Linked DNA regions of Mus musculus: region 2 is linked to region 1. A link is a loop called in an ENCODE intact Hi-C map of the cell type or tissue named here. Cell type or tissue: left cerebral cortex. All regions are shown on one strand. Each heading gives the region's core, and the rest is flanking DNA. Links, peaks and the distances in the headings are about the cores only.

Region 1 (5,368 bases), core at 125-5,124:
AAGGGAAACTGAGGTCTGTCCCAATGCTTGTGCTTGTCCGAATGGGAGATAAGAGAAACCGTGGATTTCATGGGCAAGAGAAAGGACTACACCAATGCTCTTAGTGAGAAATGTGAAGCTATTGGCCAGGAAAACTGTCAAGCTACCAGGAGAGGCGAAAGAAGAAACAGATTACAGTCGGGGCTGTCCTGGGACAGGGCTGGGCCTGGTTCCACCACTCCTGGGCTGATGGCAAGCCAACTCCACCAGGAAGTAAGAGCTTAAGGCCCTGGGATTGGCTTCTTGGCAATTCCAGTTGTCACAGGTGAGGCCCTGAACCCCAAGTGTTGCTGCTTGCTTGACAGTGATGTGAGACCTGCTGGGGGGTTCCAGCAGGAAGGAAGGACAGGTTTAGGCCTCTAGACTCCCGAGAGTCAGACTTCCTCAGCCATTTCTTTCTCGTCGTATCATAGTTAACCAGGATGATGCGATCATATTTTTCCAGATTTCTCAAATGGCAGATTGACAACTGGAAGGAGCTGGCCCCTGGAAGCAGGATGAACCCAGCCCAGTTCATGCAGAACTGGGAAGAAGGGTAGCCACAGAGCTACTGGGGGGAGGGGACTCCTGGAGGAAATTGACCAGATGCTGTGACCTCAGAGAACAAAACCCTACTTCTCCTGAGCCTTCAGCTCCCTCTGCCGACTGCTGACACTGTCCACTGACTAGGGAAAAAGGTTCAGGGGGCCTGGCTCCTTAATGGAAATGGAGTGGTGTATGACAACTCCCACAGAACTATAGGGCCACAGAGAACACTGCATGGGTGCCCAGACCTGTATACACAGGATGCCCAGCCCTGAGTGCAGAACAGAAGAGTTATGCTTGGGTAGATCTCAGCCCACGCCTGAGTACGGTCCCTATAGCTGTGATAAAACATCATCACCAAAAGCAGCTTGGGAAGGAGAGGGCTTTTATCACGTTACACTGCCTGGTAAAGGCCCATCACGGGGAAGTCAGGACAGGAACCCGAGATGGGAACCTGGAAGCAGGAACTAAATCAAAGGCCTTGAGAGAACGCTACTTACTAGCTTGTTCCCCAAGGCTTTGTTCAGCTTTCTTACAGCACCCAGTACCACCAGATGAGGGGTGATACTTCCCACAGTGAGCTGGGCCCTCCCACATCAGTCAGCCATCAGCACTGTCTTCAGGTTAACGCTGTGGCAGTATTTTCTCAGCTAGGATTTGCTCTTTGCCAATGATCCTCTCTTGTGTCAAGTTGACATAAAAACTGTCCCATAGGACTGCTCTGGTCAGGGCTGTTGGGGGTCTGTGTGGACACTGCCCCCTGCTGGCCTAGAATCTGCCTCTGAGCTGTGCCTGAGACAGTCTGCATACCATCTGTACCTGCTGTTGTGACCACTCACCATTCTGGCTCCTCCCCGTCTGGGGGCTCATCCTCAGAAGTCCTGCCTTGACAGCCTGTCCAAAGCAGGATCAATTTCCAGGTGCGATGGGAGAGTACAAGGTAATGAGGACCTAAAGGAGTCACTCACTTCCTGTCTGGCCTGCACACAAGGGTCTTGTTTCCAGGGAAGAAGACCAGGGCTGTCAATCACCTCCTACCTACTAGATACTTCCAAACCTTCCGCTCATGGATTCACACGAACTATCCCACACTTCTGTGAAGGGACTGTTTGCCATATTTTATAAATGGGAAAACGGAGGCCCAAACACGGTTTCCCAGTCCAGAAAGGGGCAGAAGAGCTTGTGGCCTCAACACCCAGGCTTGATCCATATACCTGACCCTCTTTCCCTGGGATTTGGGAAAGGCCTTGCCCCAGTGGGTCCCTCCAGAACCCATCACATCAATGAATGAGCTGCCGTTGACAGCCCAGAAAGATAACATCACCACCACCACTTGGGCAGGAAGAATAATGAAAAGTTTTGCCCAGTTCCCGGAGGTGATTCTGTTCCACATGTCCTCAGACATCCAGTAGGGCTTCTTCACTGCTGGCCACTAACCATCCGTGGCTGGGGTTTGGGGCTCTGCCCAGGCCTTCCTTTCTGCAACCTGAAATTTGTGGTGTGCCTCACTTTCATCTGCACCAGCCTACAGAATGTCCACCAGGGGGCAGTCAAGACCTGCTCACCAGCAGCATGCCCAGCCTTGGATCCTTGTTCCAAGTTTGGCTCTAAGGCAGGCAGCAGGGAGGCCTTGAATGCCTAAGCAGTGCACACAAGACTGCCACACAGGCTAAAACTGCTCAGGTTGCCGTGGCTTCTCCTCCTGAAGTCAGAACCTTGAACTCCACAAGACTCACAAAGGTACCTTCCTCAGGAGTAGGGTTGGGGGTTGTGTATCCTTCAGCTCAATTCTCAATAGCCCAGTTCCCAGCATCCTGTGGCTGGACAGCAGGAGCAGTGTCCAGGGGAGGGGACAAATCGGCCTCTGGCTTAGACGTGCTGACTGCACCAGAAAAACAATAGCATGAGCTGAAGCAGCCACAAAGGAGTGACCAAAGGACAGACGCACATTCGGACAGAAAGGCCGCAAACCAGCCACTTTTTTTTTTTTTTTTTTTAATTTTCATGGGAAGGCTAAAGAACTTTCTTCCTGGATCTTTTGGACACTGAACAGAAAAGGTACCCAGGTCCAAGAGGACAGGTGACGCCATCTGGAAATCAGGACTTAGACACCATGGGTATCCACAACTGCCGGCCTAACACAACTCTTACTGACCTGCGCTGCAGAGGCAGCAAGAGGTCTCACTTGCCGCCCAAGTGAGAGAAGGTAACCCTGGGCTGTCACTCAGCCCTCATTAGCCAAGGGAGGCAGAGTTTCCTGAGGCTTGCTTAGCCAATGACCATCTGCACCGAGCTCTCCCACGCATGGGCCACTACCTGCATGGAGTGGGGACATCAGCCAAGGGAGGCTGTGGGGTGGGAACAGTCATCAAATCTGCTTCCTCCGGGCACCACTGTTCTTTATGTTGCCATCAGTCACACACACAAACCAGAAGTGTACCATCTCGTCCTGTTTTAAGTGTCCAGTTTGGTGGCATTAAATGCTTAAATTACTGTGTGGCCATTACCACCATCGGTCCACAATCTCTTCTATGTAAACAAACAGACTGGCCCGTTTGACCCAGACTTCCCAATCCCTGAGAGCCCTAGCACCCACCCCTCTTTTGTCTCAGTTACTCTGGCTCCTCCGGGGACTCCGTGGATAGACTTGTTCCTTAGTGGCTGGCTGTTCTTGCTGATCGTCGCAGCTTCAAGTCCATGCTCACTGAAACACGTGCAGGAGGCTCCCGATGGCCGAGTGGCACATATGCATACAAGTCCCATTTCCCCTCTTCATGCATTTCAGTGGGCTCTGGGGATAGTGCTCTGAGCATACACGTGCAGGCCTTTGGGTTTGTGGACCCAGCAGTGGAATGGCTACACCATGCAGTAGTTGCATTTTCAATTTTTTTTTGTGTGTGTGGAGCTGCCGCATTTTTCCACAGTGGCTGCATGATTGAAGGAACCAGCAGGGGTTTTTATTTCTGCACCCCCAACCCACACTTATTTTCTGTTTAAAGCTACCATGCTAAGGAATATGAGCTGTTTGGGAGTGGGCAACTGATCGCTGAACTCTGGACACTGCCATTGCTGTCATCACACAGAGCTGGCTTTTGTTCCTGCTTGACATTGCTTCAGTGGCTCTCAGTGCTCTGTCCCTCCCAGCTTGTACTGTCCTGTCACCTCGGGGTATGTGCCTGTTAACCACTAGCAGGGAAACGTCTCACCTTTTCCTTTTGACCCTCGGGCAGATGAGGTGGGTATCTACTAGCTCTTCCGTCCTCAGGTGTCTCTATAGAGCAAGCTCCACCTTCAGAACAGCCCTCATCCCCTAGACCCGCCAGCATTAGCGTCTTGTGTATCCTGAGAAGACTACAGGATGGTCAGCCTTTGTCTGGACAGCTCTGCTTTTCTGATCTTGACCCATCAGATTTCTCCTTCAGCCAATATTCCCATGTTGTGAGGAAGAAATCAGTCCAGACCCTGAGCAGATGTTCTAGGTGGAGTCTGCAGCTCCCAAGGCAGCTGGCGTGGCGGGCATAGTGATATGGTTCCATCTGTGTCTTTGGTGGGCACCTAGAGTGGTACACTGAGCAAGTCGATGTGGTGGAGGCCTCTCCCACAGCAAGGACATGTCTGTCACCTAAAGCTCTGCTTTCCTGAAAATCAACATTTCCCATGTTGGTTTTCCCAGAGGGCAACCTGCTGTCTGGCACACCTGTGCATACATGAAACAGGTGGCTAGCCTTATGGGTTCCTTCGCCTGCTGCAGTTCCCAGCTTCCCCCTGAGCTGGCATGTCTGAAGAGTCCCTGCATGTCAGCAGGCAGATGAAGACGGGCTCTGTGGCTACCTGCTTGCTTCCCATATCACTCGTCTGCCCTCCTTGGGCCAGTAAGGCCCAGAGCAGGATGGAAAGGCCATCGACCCAGGACATGTCTCTGCCACTGAAGATCGACAGAAGAGTGTGGAGCACCCACGTCCAGTGCTGGCCCTTCAGCAGGTCAGCTGCTCCCCACAATGGCCCCCTCCAGGAACCGTCTCAGCAATGGTTACTGCTGCACTAGTCACTGCATCTCCAGGTCCCCACAAAATATTCCTACTGAATACTCTGAAATCCTAGGAAAATAGTCAAGACCAGTCAAATCCAACACCCACAGGCCTACTGTTACTGCGATGCAAGTGAAGCTGCCCGCCATCCCTGCAAGCTGGAATCAAGTCCATAACAGTTGCAAGCCCAGGAGGAGAGCCCAGATAACCCCTCACAGGTGGCATCACCCGAGGGGGGCAGAGGGTGCGAGGCTTAGCCGTGGTCGGTGATAACTGCCTCCTCCACACCATAACACCGTGGAGGCTAACTCAGAAAGGGCCTGACATCTTGGGAGCCCACTCAAAAGCGGCCTGGGGCTTGTTCACCCCAGGAAGTACCAAGATGAGCAAGAGCAAAGAGGTGAACTTCTGGTCAGGATGGACTTGCACCCAAACCCACGTCTATGGCATGGCCACCACAGAGCCTCTATTAATCCAAGTATAGGGAACAAAAGAGCATGGGTTAACTTGGAGATGTGTCCCACAGTGAGGGGGGCCGAGGGCTCCTTTCCTGCAGTGCATCACACTTAGTGTGCTCACCGTCGTGAGTGGGTGCAGCTGTGGCAGAGCAGGGCGGGAGTGAGACTGAGCTTCACTCACTGGGGTCACTGTAGCAGTCACAGAGCAGATGCCTCCCTCTTATCCTGGGTGTCCTTTTACACATACTAGGGTGTTTGCTTGGTTTGGGGTTCACATCTGAGCCCTAAGTGACTCTTCTCTGGTTGGCTATGTCATTA
Region 2 (5,368 bases), core at 161-5,160, 53 kb after region 1:
CACTGAGGTTCTGAGATGACACTGGCTTCTTATCCTTGTCTCAGGACATTAGGGGTAGCCACAATATCCAGACAGACACACTGCCTCTTCTGGACAAGTGTATCTGCACCGGTAACTGCTGGTCTTCTGAGAACTGTGGTCGCTGGAACTGGCCCGGCCCTCCATGTGGCCAGGACAGGAACAGGTGCAGATGTTCTCGTCTGCAACCCCTCCTCCACCCAGGGCCCTGCCGCCGAGTGGTCCAAGCACATGAAACTTGAATGCCCAAGAAGAGTTCTAGCGCCAGATCTGGTAATGTGTAACCCCAGCAGTTGAGAGGATCATTGTCCACTCAAGACCAGCTTTGGCGATATAGACGGAGCCTATCTTAAAAGAAGAGTAGAGACTAAATTAAGGATGGAGGAGATAGCTTAGTTGGGAATGCATCTGTCTTGCAAGCAGGAGGACCTGAGTTCATTCTCCAGAGCTCACAGAAAAAATAAAAAGCCCCTGCTGGGCTGTGATGGCGCACACCTTTAATCCCAGCACTCAGGAGGCAGAGGCAGGTAGATCTCTGAGGTTGGCCAGCAGAACAAGTTTGGTCTACAGAACAAGTTCTAAGACAGCCAGGGCTACACAGAGAAGCCCTGTCACAATAAATAAATAAAGAAATAGCCCCCCAAAAGGAAAAGAAATGGCTGCTGTGGTGATACACACTTATAATCCCAGTCAGCTCTGGGAGGTGGGAGTGGGGGGTCTCTGGGGGTCCCTGGCAAGTCAGGCTAGCCCACTTGGCATACTCCAGGCCATTGAGAGATTATGCCTATAAATGAATGAATGAATGAGTAAAATGTGGCATCAGAGGAATAGCACCTGAGGAATGACACTCAAGAATTATCTTACTTCTGCACATATGTATACCTGCACATACATGCACATATGTATACCAACACATACATGCACGTATGTATGTCCATGCATAATGCACTTATGTATAGCCACACATACCTGCACATATATATATATATATATACATGCATCTACCCACACATACATGCACGTGTGTACATGCAGACATATATGCACATATGTATACCCACACACATATGTACAGCCACACATACATGCACACATGTATGCTTATACATACATGCATGTATGTATACCTACACATATAGGCACACATACAAAGTTCAGTGGGGCAGGTCTTGGGTATAATTTGCTTGAGGTAAATCCTATGTGAGGAGATTAGGCGTCCAGCCTAGCCCAGTGCAAGAACTGCAGAGCGCACAGCCTATAACCACAGAAGTGACTGGCCTCCCCCAGCGCACAGGCCATTTAGGCCCCAGGGCCTCACTAGGCAGCAACATGGTCAGGCTGACTTTGGGCAGAACTGAAGCCTGGGAATGCCATCCTGAGGGTCCCTCACTATCCTGGGATTGAGAGGGCTCATTTCAGAAGGTGGCTAGGGGTATAGTTCCCAGGACTCAGGCTTTGCCAGCCAGTAAGCCCCACTCCAGGTTTGCCCATCCCCTGTGGGATCCCCTCTTCTATGATGGTCAGAGCTAGGATGGAGACCCAGCAGGAGCACGTGCCCAGTGGGCAACTTCACCCCAGCTACCCTCTGTCCTGGTCTGGGTACCAAGTTTCCACTGGGAAACTTTAGCTTGTGGCCAAGATGAATGAATACAGGTCTGGCCACAGCTCCCAGAGTGAGGTGGTCTCACTTCTATCCAGAGACCTGGTGCCTAGTACAATAACAACCATAGCTTCTGTCCTGCCTGGGTAGTCCCTCTTCCATGGGTGGGAGGGACTAGGTCATCGGACTCCATGGCTTTGGATCACCAGCACTGCCTGACAGGAACTGTGCAGAGTCAGCCTCTTTGGCTGACACAGGTGAGTATAGCAGCAATCTGTGGACTGCCTGGAGACCTGGTAGGAGAATGACAGAGCCTCTAGGTACCTCCTTTCTGGGAACTAGTAGCCCTCAGATCTCAAGCCACCACTCCAAACATGCTGACCCCACTTGGGAATTGCAGGGGCCAGTGAGAGAAGGAGGTTGGACAAGTTAGAGGGCGCGGACCACCCTCCCCAGCCCAGCCCAGCCCAGCCCAGAAGCTGCAACTCCAGACAAAGCCTTTCTCTCCAGTGCTACCTTCTAACTTCTGACCCCTCCAGGGAGGACACTACCAGTCTGCCTATCACTCACTTAACAGATAAGATACTGAGCATCCAGGCAGGGCACTGTCACGTGTGCTTGTGTGAGATACAAAGATAGACGGGGATGGGAGATAGAAGAGAAGGAAGTTCAAGGAAGGAAGACAGAAGGAAGCAAGGAGACAGGAAGGAGAAAGACTCAAAGGAAGACCTGCCTGCCCCTCAAGGCCCAAGCATCTAGAGGCACCTCAGAGAGCTGGCTCACCAGACCACCTGGGACACATCTGGGGTCAACAGAGGACAGCATGACCAGAACACAGCCTGGAACTAGGCTGGACAGCCTGGTCTGTGCCACCTTCTCCCTGGGCCTGTTTGGCACAGGTGGCCATAGCTCCTCCCAGCTTCTTCCACTGGTCAGGCTGGTCACTCAGGATACTCCCAGGGGAGGCCTCCCCAAGCCCTGTCTACAGCCCGGGCAGGTTGCCTGGTCTTGGTGCCAGGCGGGTGTGAGGCCAGCTGTGCTCTGCCTGGGCCCCTCCCAGCCAGGGCTTCCTGGAGGTTCCAGGACCAAGCCTGCCAGACCGGTTCCTACAGCCTGGCCAGCTCTGCCAGTTCACTGGGAGCCCTTGATCCTGGATAGTGTCAGGGCAGCCCACAGGCCTAGCCCAGTAAAACCACTACGGAGGAGACAATTTTCAGCGGTAGCTGGCAAGCCTGCCCCTTTCTGCTCAGTTTTCCTCAGAGAAGGAACGGCCTCAGACAGGTCCCTCACAGCCAGAGGGAAGGGGAGGTTCCAGTGGAGTTTGGAGGCCAGGTGTGGTAGGGACTGCCCATGGTAGAGGAATTGCTGGTTCTGTGTAGGTCTTCAGGAGCCAGACAAAAGAACGGGACAGCAGAGTGTATGGGCAACCCACACACATACACAGTGGCTCTGTCCAGGCTCCTCTTGGCATAAAATGAAACCTAAGGAGCAGACTGTCTGCCCTGTTGCAATGGCCAGACACTGTTGCCTCTTGTATTTATCCTCACGGCATTGGCAATGGTGCCACTCTCCCACCTTTGTCCTGTAGACAATCAGGACACAGAGGCCTCAGGTTGGCAGCTGGAGCCCCAGTAGAACAGGGAACCTCCCTCCTTTAGTGTGATACAGGCTAGGAGATACAGGAGGGCAGACCCACCCCAGGCTCCTAAACCATGACCTCTGAATCAGGTACTCCATGGAGGAGCCCAAGATCAGAGTTGCAACACTCCCCTCCTGGATGGGGATCCTGGGCTATAGCCCAAGGGCCCAGTGTCTTGGTGTTGGTGTTAGAGTGGGGCTGGACCAATCGAGGGCATCCTGTCCCCGGCTGTCAGCCAGAAATATTCCTAAGATAAATTTCAGGAATCACACCTTAACTCAGCTGCCGACCACACACACTTCTGTCCGAGGACTCAGGACCACCTCCCAGGACCCCGACAAACCTCCCTAGGGACCTCTGCAACTGGAGGCACATCTGCTCCTCCAAGAGTTCCATGATTCATGAGAGAGTTATTTGTGAGGATCAGTTTCCGTGGGGGTAGTCAGGTGCTGAGAAAAAGAAGCCCTGCTTGCAGGCTTGGCCTCGGGCCTCAGAACCTGCTTCTAACAAGTGGTCTCTGGCCCTGGGATGGGGACAGGGACTTGGCTGAGGGCTGGGTAGAGTTCTACACACTCCGATCCCAGTGTGGGGTGTTATGCACACTGATCAGGTGACAGGTGGAACTTCACATTCACCAGTCCCGTGGGGTTTGCCGGGATGGATTCTGGAGGCAGAGGAAACCGCCTGTAGGACTGCAGGTTCCAGGCGCGGGATCCAGTCTTGGGACATTCGCTAGGGCAGCAGTGAAGTGACTAGGGACAGCAGCAGAGAGTTGCTTAAGGCGACCAGATCCCATTTTAGATAACACATAGGCTGCACCCCGTGGCAAGGCCGGTGAGAACCTCCCAAAAAGGGCGCGATCCTTCTATGCAGACCACGAACACATGCTCTGAGGCGGATCCCGAGGACTCTGGCCCCGGTCTCTGGGATCCTACGCCGCAGGAAGTCGGGTTGCGCGTGGGGCGGCGCCGGGCTGGTCCCGCAGGGCCGAGCTCTCTCCTCGCAGCCGGAAGCCCCGGGCCCTGCCCGTCGGAATCCGCGGCAGGCGGGGGAAGGGAAGCGCACGCGGGTAGTAGGGCGAGGCGGAGGCCGCGCGGCCCGTGGGCGGGGCATGCCTTGCAGGACCCGCGGGCCCCAGGCTTCGGGAGCTGCCGGGACTTGGGGTCCAGGAATGATCCCGCAGGCTGGGACTGCGGTCGAACCGCTGGAAGCCCGCGCGGTCGCGCTTCCCCGCAGCAGTCACCTCCGGGGCCAGCTCATCCCCAGGCTAGCAGGAGCCTAGCAGAGCTGCAGACCAGGGTCGCCCCCGCCCGTCGGAAGGAGCGGGAATGTGGGAAGTTGAAGGGCGCGGCGGTTCCAGGGCGTCTCTGTGCCGCGCCCTTCCCTCCTCCTGGAGAAGTGTTGCGGACGGCCGCACGAAGCCAGAAGCCTGTTTGGTGGGTGAACACCGCATTGGAGAGGCCGTGGATCCAACAGGGCTTTCCATCCTTGATGCCCGGGTGGAGGACAACCCCTTGTCTGTCGGACCTTGGGCTGCCAGCTCAGGCCTTAGTGCTTTCTGACCCGAGGCCACCAAGCACTATTAATGGGGGATTCTAGCGGAGCTGCAGTACTCAGCCTTTGGGGGCCTCGGTAACCCAGGCCACAGGGAGAACGTGTGGGTAAGGCCGATGGCGGTCAGCCCCTCAGTACAGCAGATCTTCACCTCCACTACTTGATGGGGGCAACTTCCTCAACAACCACCAGTAACCGCAGTGAAGTGGCTACTGTAGAAACAGGATACTGAGAGAGATGTGGACCACTTGTCCATCCCGAGTAGGCGGCAGCATGAGGTTAGACCCCAAGGTCTTGTTGCAGTGATCCATGAACCTTGGCTCTGGCAGGCAGGGGTCCCATCCACGTGTCCAAGGCCAGAAATGAACACAGCACAAAGGATCTCTACTATGTTCGCCCTGTTGCCCTGCCTGACAGGGGTCAAATTCATCTGGCCCTGGGCCTCTCCCCAAGGGTAGAGAGTGGGCATAAAGTACTGCCCCAGGGCCTGCACCTGCCCATGGTCAGTCTTGTCTCCGATATACAGCCCTTCACATGCACACACAGTGCACACATCT

The links. Hi-C counts contacts between places; a loop is a spot of excess contacts. Peaks named below come from ENCODE experiments on the same cell type or tissue, not always from the same donor. Only the 100,000 strongest peaks of a DNase experiment are listed, where the experiment ranks them.
Region 2: it touches region 1 in a loop (2.1-fold over the local background); 4 of 42 quality-filtered maps call a loop at or near these places.

What each region holds. Positions count from the first base shown.
Region 1 is chr4:155,093,330-155,098,697 of GRCm38, forward strand. All of the region lies in intron 6 of Morn1 (MORN repeat containing 1), which reads left to right. Among named protein-coding and RNA genes, the nearest start is that of Morn1, 9.4 kb to the left of the region's middle. In left cerebral cortex, for the core only: CTCF peaks have their summits at 1,324 (motif pointing left) and 2,090 (motif pointing right); DNase peaks (open chromatin) are centred at 1,321 and 2,125; H3K27ac peaks cover 250 bases.
Region 2 is chr4:155,146,429-155,151,796 of GRCm38, forward strand. No RefSeq gene overlaps it. Among named protein-coding and RNA genes, the nearest start is that of Morn1, 63 kb to the left of the region's middle. In left cerebral cortex, for the core only: no CTCF peak of the experiment used is centred there; DNase peaks (open chromatin) are centred at 2,592 and 4,326; H3K4me3 peaks cover 995 bases; H3K27ac peaks cover 1,555 bases.